Regions from separate parts of the Homo sapiens genome. Here region 1 is linked to region 2. A link is a contact called in ENCODE Hi-C or POLR2A ChIA-PET data. All regions are on one chromosome and are shown on one strand. Each heading gives the region's core, a stretch centred on a gene start or an enhancer-like site at or near the end of the contact. The rest is flanking DNA. Distances are from core to core; before and after follow the strand shown.

Region 1 (2,988 bases), core at 93-2,592, 240 kb after region 2:
GATGTTTTCATAACATGTAAATGTCATTTGCTATATTGGGTTGGAATCATACGGGGAAATGGAGGACACAGGGTAGATAAGGAAGGCAAGGAGGAAATTAATATTTGAGCACCTACTATGTGCTAGGTGTGTATTCATACTTTGAACATATGATTCTAGAGGCAAGAGTGTTATTGAAAGGGCAGTGATCATTGGGAAGACAGCAGGAAATGGCTATTCTGTGAGAAAAACAAATGACAAGTTTAGGGTCTGTACTAAGTTATCTACTAAACAGCAGGTGTCTGGCTCCAAAAATCTCTAGCTAATCATATACAACTAAGCCATTTCTTTTCCTAATTTGATGGAACCAAAATGAAATCCCAAAGACACAGTTACCAGGACAGATCTATTAACGCTACATATGCTGGAAATATGTAGAGATAGATAAACATACAATATTACTAGTTTTATTTTTTTGTGTTTCTAACCAAAGATATATCTTTGGAAGAAAATATTAATGTATACCAAGCACACCTTATTTGTATCAATTGAGATGTTGATTACCAATTAAGTGGTTTTAAACCCTTATTTAATTTGAAGAAGAGCAGCAATATACATTACAATATTTGGGTACACTTTATTTTTATATGGGTTAACATTCTGCTATATTTCATTTCATTCGTTTTGAGAAACTGAAAACAAAGGGAAATCAAGGGTAATCGGTAGGTGATTTGAGGGAAATTTCCAACCAATATGTGAGTCTTGCAGTATTTCATTATACAGCCCTTTCTTCCCATTATTTATTTTTTTGCAAATAAGTCATTTTGACCCAAATCCAGCATAAATAGCTTTTCACCAATTCCTAACTTAAGACAACTAAAATTTACAATCATGTGGCAGTATAAATTTTAAAATTACAGTTCGTACACTTTGACAATCAAGATAGTCTGAAGTACAAAAAAGTAAATTGCCCTTTAGCTGAATTACCTTTTTAAAATAGGCCTGCTAGTTAATCTACCAAAAAAAAAAAAATACAAGTTTTACGTGTTCTTCAGATTCCTTTTGTAGTTGTCATCTGCTAGTAAACAACATATGCAGGTTCTTAAAATTTTTTTTTCCAGTCTATTCATGACATTCAACAGAGCTCTTTATATGGAAATGTTAAAAACAAAAACTTCTAGGAGATTTATTTACTTTTGAATGGGTGTGTTATTTCCCTTTGTTTCAGATATGAGGCACAAACTTCTGAATTTAAGCTCTGTAAGGCATAGTAGAAACTTCCAATTTACAAATAAGGAATTCTCTGGGGGTTAGAACTGCCATGTCACGCAAAAAGGGAAAAATCATCTGTAAACTGGTACACTGCAATGTGTTAAGTGAGTCATGAAATGGCTGCTTGCCTTGGTATGCTGAAGAAAGGTTTCTGTGTTTTATGTTTTTGTTTTTGAATAAGACATGCCCAAGTCACCATAAAACTCACCACAGGCCTCCATTACCTAAGCATCAACAATAGGAGGCCAGTGGCACACGCTTATAACGCTTGCAATCACAATATAATATAAAGCATGAGTAAACTTTGTTTTTATACAAAACTGAAAAGAATCCCGTCCCGCCCCTAGCCCCTTCAATAAAACCCCGAAGAAACAAAAAAGAAAATCCTTTAGCTTCGATTGACTGGTGTGGCTAAAATTAGGTTTCTATGCATCACTGCTGCTAGGGTGATCAATTTTTTCCTTTCTCAAGAGAAGGGATCTTGTCATGCACCCTACAGGAACAGCGAAGCCACAAACCTCAATTCTGCATAGCAAATTCCATCCCAATTTCATAAAGACAAATATAACAATCTTTCCCTGTTTTGCTCAGCTTCTTCAAGCTTTGAGATCAGGTTTAATTGACTACATTTACTATAGCTCTATTAAATAGAATATCTTGATTCCCTAAAACTGTAACACTTATGATCTTGTGATGAGGTTTTCTCTATACACACTGTAGGCCTTCAAATGTTGTTGTTTAATTTTTTTTTTTTTTTTTTTTTTTTTTGCTGCACCAAATTTAAGAACGCCCTTTCAGGCAAGCAGTGGTCTCTAGCTGTTAAAACATTTCCTTAGTGGATCACAATAGCTTCTAAAACTGCCTTTCTAGTAAAGGCCATCAGAGAGGTAATACTAAACTGTGCATTTGCCAAATAAGAATATGAATTGTATAAAAGCTCATATTCCAATCCTAGATCAAATGGCAAAAGTTCTACAAAGTTGGTTTCCATGTTTGTATAAAAGCTCCGACTGATTTTATGTATTTTGCTATGAAATTACCTTTGGGTCTTATAATCAGTATACCTCTACTCAGGAATGTGCAAATGATTTTATACAGCACGACGCTAGTACCGCTCTGTATGACAGTAAGGTTTTTTTTTTTTCTTCTTTTCTAAATGGAAAGAAAATATCCCTAGTCAGAAATAAACTGACAAATTTACATTCTCCTCTCTTAAAAAAGTAAATAAAATAACATTATTCAAAACGTGAATTAGCTATAGACATACAATACAATTACATAGATACATATCAATACAGCACATTCAATCTGCCAAAAAATTAATGATTACAAAGCCAGTATGGATGCTGCAATATCAAGAGAGATGTATGTACAATGATTAGAGCATTTGTAATTGCACTATACCTACAGGCAGTCTGTTTGTTAAATTACAGGTACTTTCTGAGCAAGGGAAAAAAAAAGTAAGCTGTGTTGTTTGAGGCTGGGAGAATCAAGGATGAGAACATCTCATTACTGTTGGGCGGCTTTGGTACTCATTTAACAGGCCGTGATTTTTCTCCCTCCCCCTTTGTTGTTCCAAAAGAGTGATTTATATGGAAGTTTACACTAGTGCCAAATACCACTGTAGTTAAAATGAGACCAGTATCATGGCCTAATTCTAACGTCCCAGCAGCTTTGAACAATCATGATTTATTTTCTTAAATCAAATTTCAACTCAAGCTGCTTGACAGAAGCTTG
Region 2 (2,845 bases), core at 52-2,551:
AAATTTTGTGATCCACACCCAAGTTGGCTGGCAGCTGTTTGTGTTGAAACAAGCCCAGAGGCAATGAAGAGACAACTCATCTATATTGCTTCCGTCACTCAGTGATGGAAATTCACATAATAATGGAATGCCACAATGAGAACAGGTCTGACATGGAAGACAAACTATTGATATAAACCCTCTTCTCCAGTGTGGCTATACAAGGGAATTTGTTCAACTGGTAATCACCTACGCCCACAGTCAGGCTGTGGGTATATAATGACAAGCAGAAATAGTTGCTATGGTTAAGAAAACATGGTCACTAGGATCAGAACTTGAAAAGGCTTAGTTGGATGACAGGGCTTGTGACATTAAAGCAAAATGACAACACCTGTCCTTGAGTAGTTATTGTACATTACCTAAAATGTATCCTGGGGATGAATGTGGGGCTTAGGCCCTAGGAGAATGGCTCTGGTCCTTCGGTAAAACAGTAGAGAGAGCTGGGGGAATCTGGCTGTGAAGGCAGTAAGTGGTCTGGCTCCAGAGGAGGGTCTGAGAACTGAGCATGGACCCTTCCTTCCCTCCTTGCTCCCCTCTCCTCTAAATCTCACCACTCCTCTTCGTTCTTTCTAGAGCATCCTCCCAGGGAAAGATCAGGTTGAGATAAGCAATCATCTAGGGCACAAAATTTAAGGGGACCGGACATGCATTCTTGGGTCTCTGCACAAACCCCGTGCACCTAGGAGAGCATATGCTGCCCTTGTTCAACAGACATATCTGGAAAGGAGACCTACGTGGGCTCTAGAAGCTGCTCGATGCTGTGGGTTGGGGTGTTGGGGTTCTGGGGTACCCAAAGATAGAGGGATGCAGGCATGGTGGGCATATCCCCTTAGCCCCCTAAAATTGTCACCTCAGTAGGTAGGACACAGCAGGAGCAGGCCTAAGTGTGCCCTTGAGCTTAGACTTCTGATGACTAAATTGGCTTGGCAGAAATACATGTGACTAAGAAATGCAAAAAGAGATGCTCTGCATTATAAGTAATTTGGGAAATTGGAATTCAAACAACAACAATAACTTAGCTTAGATGGGTTTAAACAGGGGAGGGATGTGGTCAGAATGCTTTAGAAATGAAAGAATCTAGTCCTTAAAGTAGCACCCAACTTCCTGGGGAAATGATTCAGATTTTAGATTTTCTAAAATACTGAAATGACAAAATCACACCAACAAGATTGCCTCTCTTGGTACGTTAAAATAGCACAGAATATCAGAGTACTGAAAACCCAGCATCGCCATCTCTAGGTAATGAGGGGGAGGCGCCCTGAGAGCAGGAAATGACATCTTCATCTCTGGGGAGGCCACAGAGCACAGCAGAGCAGCTGGCTCATTGTTGTCTTCTGAATGAACAAAATCAGAATACCAGTTCACACACAGAATCGTAAAGCTCCCACACAGGAGTGTAGAGGGTCCACATATAGAAACATTTGCTGTATAATTGAAGATTATCTGTGTCAGGGAGGCAGTGTGAAAAGAATAAGGGCCATACTGCCTCTTACAACTGGTGACTTCAACACATATGCTCTCTCCTGAAGGCTTAATAAAATGATAGGATAGTAGTTTGTTTGTTTAAAGGCAAGTCCTATAAACTGAAAAGGATAAAATGAATTGGAACTATTGTGGAGGAGTAACAAGAAAATTTGAGAAAATGGAAAAGAGATGCAGATGAGTGAGTACATAGCACTTAACAGGAGAGAAAGCTGAAACCTTGTATCTCTTGGGGAGAAACCCAAAAGAAGTCAGTGGGTTCATACCTGGGAACATTTCAAGGCTCCTTCTGGGTTAAAGGCCCACCATTTAGAAAGGTGGTGGTGTTCCTCAAGGCAGTGGGGTTGGCTCAGGGAAAGACTGCATGAGTAACAGCTGAGTTTCCACCCTTCACAATCATTCCACCTTGTCAGGATTCTGTAATTTGCTCCCTCAGCCAGAAGACATACAGGCACCAAGTATAGTTTAAGGAGGAAGGTGCATTTTGAAACCAGGTATGGGCCAGGCACGGTAGCTCTCACGTGTAATCCCAGCACTTTCGGAGGCTGAGGCAGGTGGATTGCTTGAGGCCAGGAGCTCGAGACGAGCCGAGGCAACATGGCGAAACCCTGTCTCTACTAAAAATACAAAAATTAGCCGGGTGTGCTGGCGTGCACCAGTACTCAGGAGGCTGTGGTGGGAGGATTGCTTGAGCCCAGAAGGCAGAGGTTGCAGTGAACTGAGATCCTGCAACTGCATTCCAGCCTGGGTGACACAGCAAGATCATGTCTCAGAAAAAGAAAAGGAAAAAAAGAAAGAAAACAGATATGTTAAGTAAAAGTCCATGTACTGAATCCTGAGCCCTCCAGCCCCATTCCCCTGCTGAGAATATGGCAGCCAGAGTTGAAATCAGAACATTCCTCAAAAACAGACCTGCTCAGGAGAAAAAGCCTAACTAATAATTACAGGCATTTGAAGTCTCATAATAGGCCACCATCTAATCACCCACCCATAGCACAGAACTTCCTATCCTCTTTTATAGTGCCTTGCTTCTAAGAAAGAAGGAACAGTCAAAGTTAGCAGGCAGTTAAAGACATTCTCCAAAATAAAACAGAAAGGAAGATACGAAGAAAATGAAGCTATTTGAGGGAAGCAGTGACACTGTAGAAAACAGAAGAAGAATGTTATAAAACTTATAATTATTATCTCCAAGAATCAGAGAAAAATCTTGGAAACAAGAACAGAGTCCCATAAAAAAGGAAGAATTGGAGAACAAAGAGAACATTTTAAAAGTTCAAAAGACAGGTGAGGAAAATTGAAGAAATTCCTTCAACAGAATAAAAAG

What was found. Hi-C counts contacts between places; a loop is a spot of excess contacts on that map. ChIA-PET counts read pairs that join two places held with the same protein, here RNA polymerase II (POLR2A). Pooled maps may share reads with other maps.
Region 1: a pooled map shows a loop between it and region 2 (6-fold over the local background). The contact joins two enhancer-like sites. A Hi-C loop is called at or near these places in 1 of 168 maps with a recorded cell type or tissue (spleen) and 8 of 50 pooled maps. POLR2A ChIA-PET finds 5 or more read pairs at or near these places in 1 of 52 experiments (activated T-cell).

What each region holds. Positions count from the first base shown.
Region 1 is chr9:77,716,734-77,719,721 of GRCh38, forward strand. GNAQ (G protein subunit alpha q) reads right to left here. Exons shown (of 7, transcript NM_002072.5): 7 at 1-2,988. Among named protein-coding and RNA genes, the nearest start is that of GNA14, 70 kb to the left of the region's middle. Within about 2 kb of position 1,343, at least 3 of the 41 ENCODE cell types and tissues checked have a DNase peak (open chromatin) inside an H3K27ac peak, as active enhancers do.
Region 2 is chr9:77,475,055-77,477,899 of GRCh38, forward strand. All of the region lies in intron 2 of GNA14 (G protein subunit alpha 14), which reads right to left. All of the region lies in intron 2 of GNA14-AS1 (GNA14 antisense RNA 1), which reads left to right. Among named protein-coding and RNA genes, the nearest start is that of GNA14-AS1, 29 kb to the left of the region's middle. Within about 2 kb of position 1,302, at least 4 of the 41 ENCODE cell types and tissues checked have a DNase peak (open chromatin) inside an H3K27ac peak, as active enhancers do.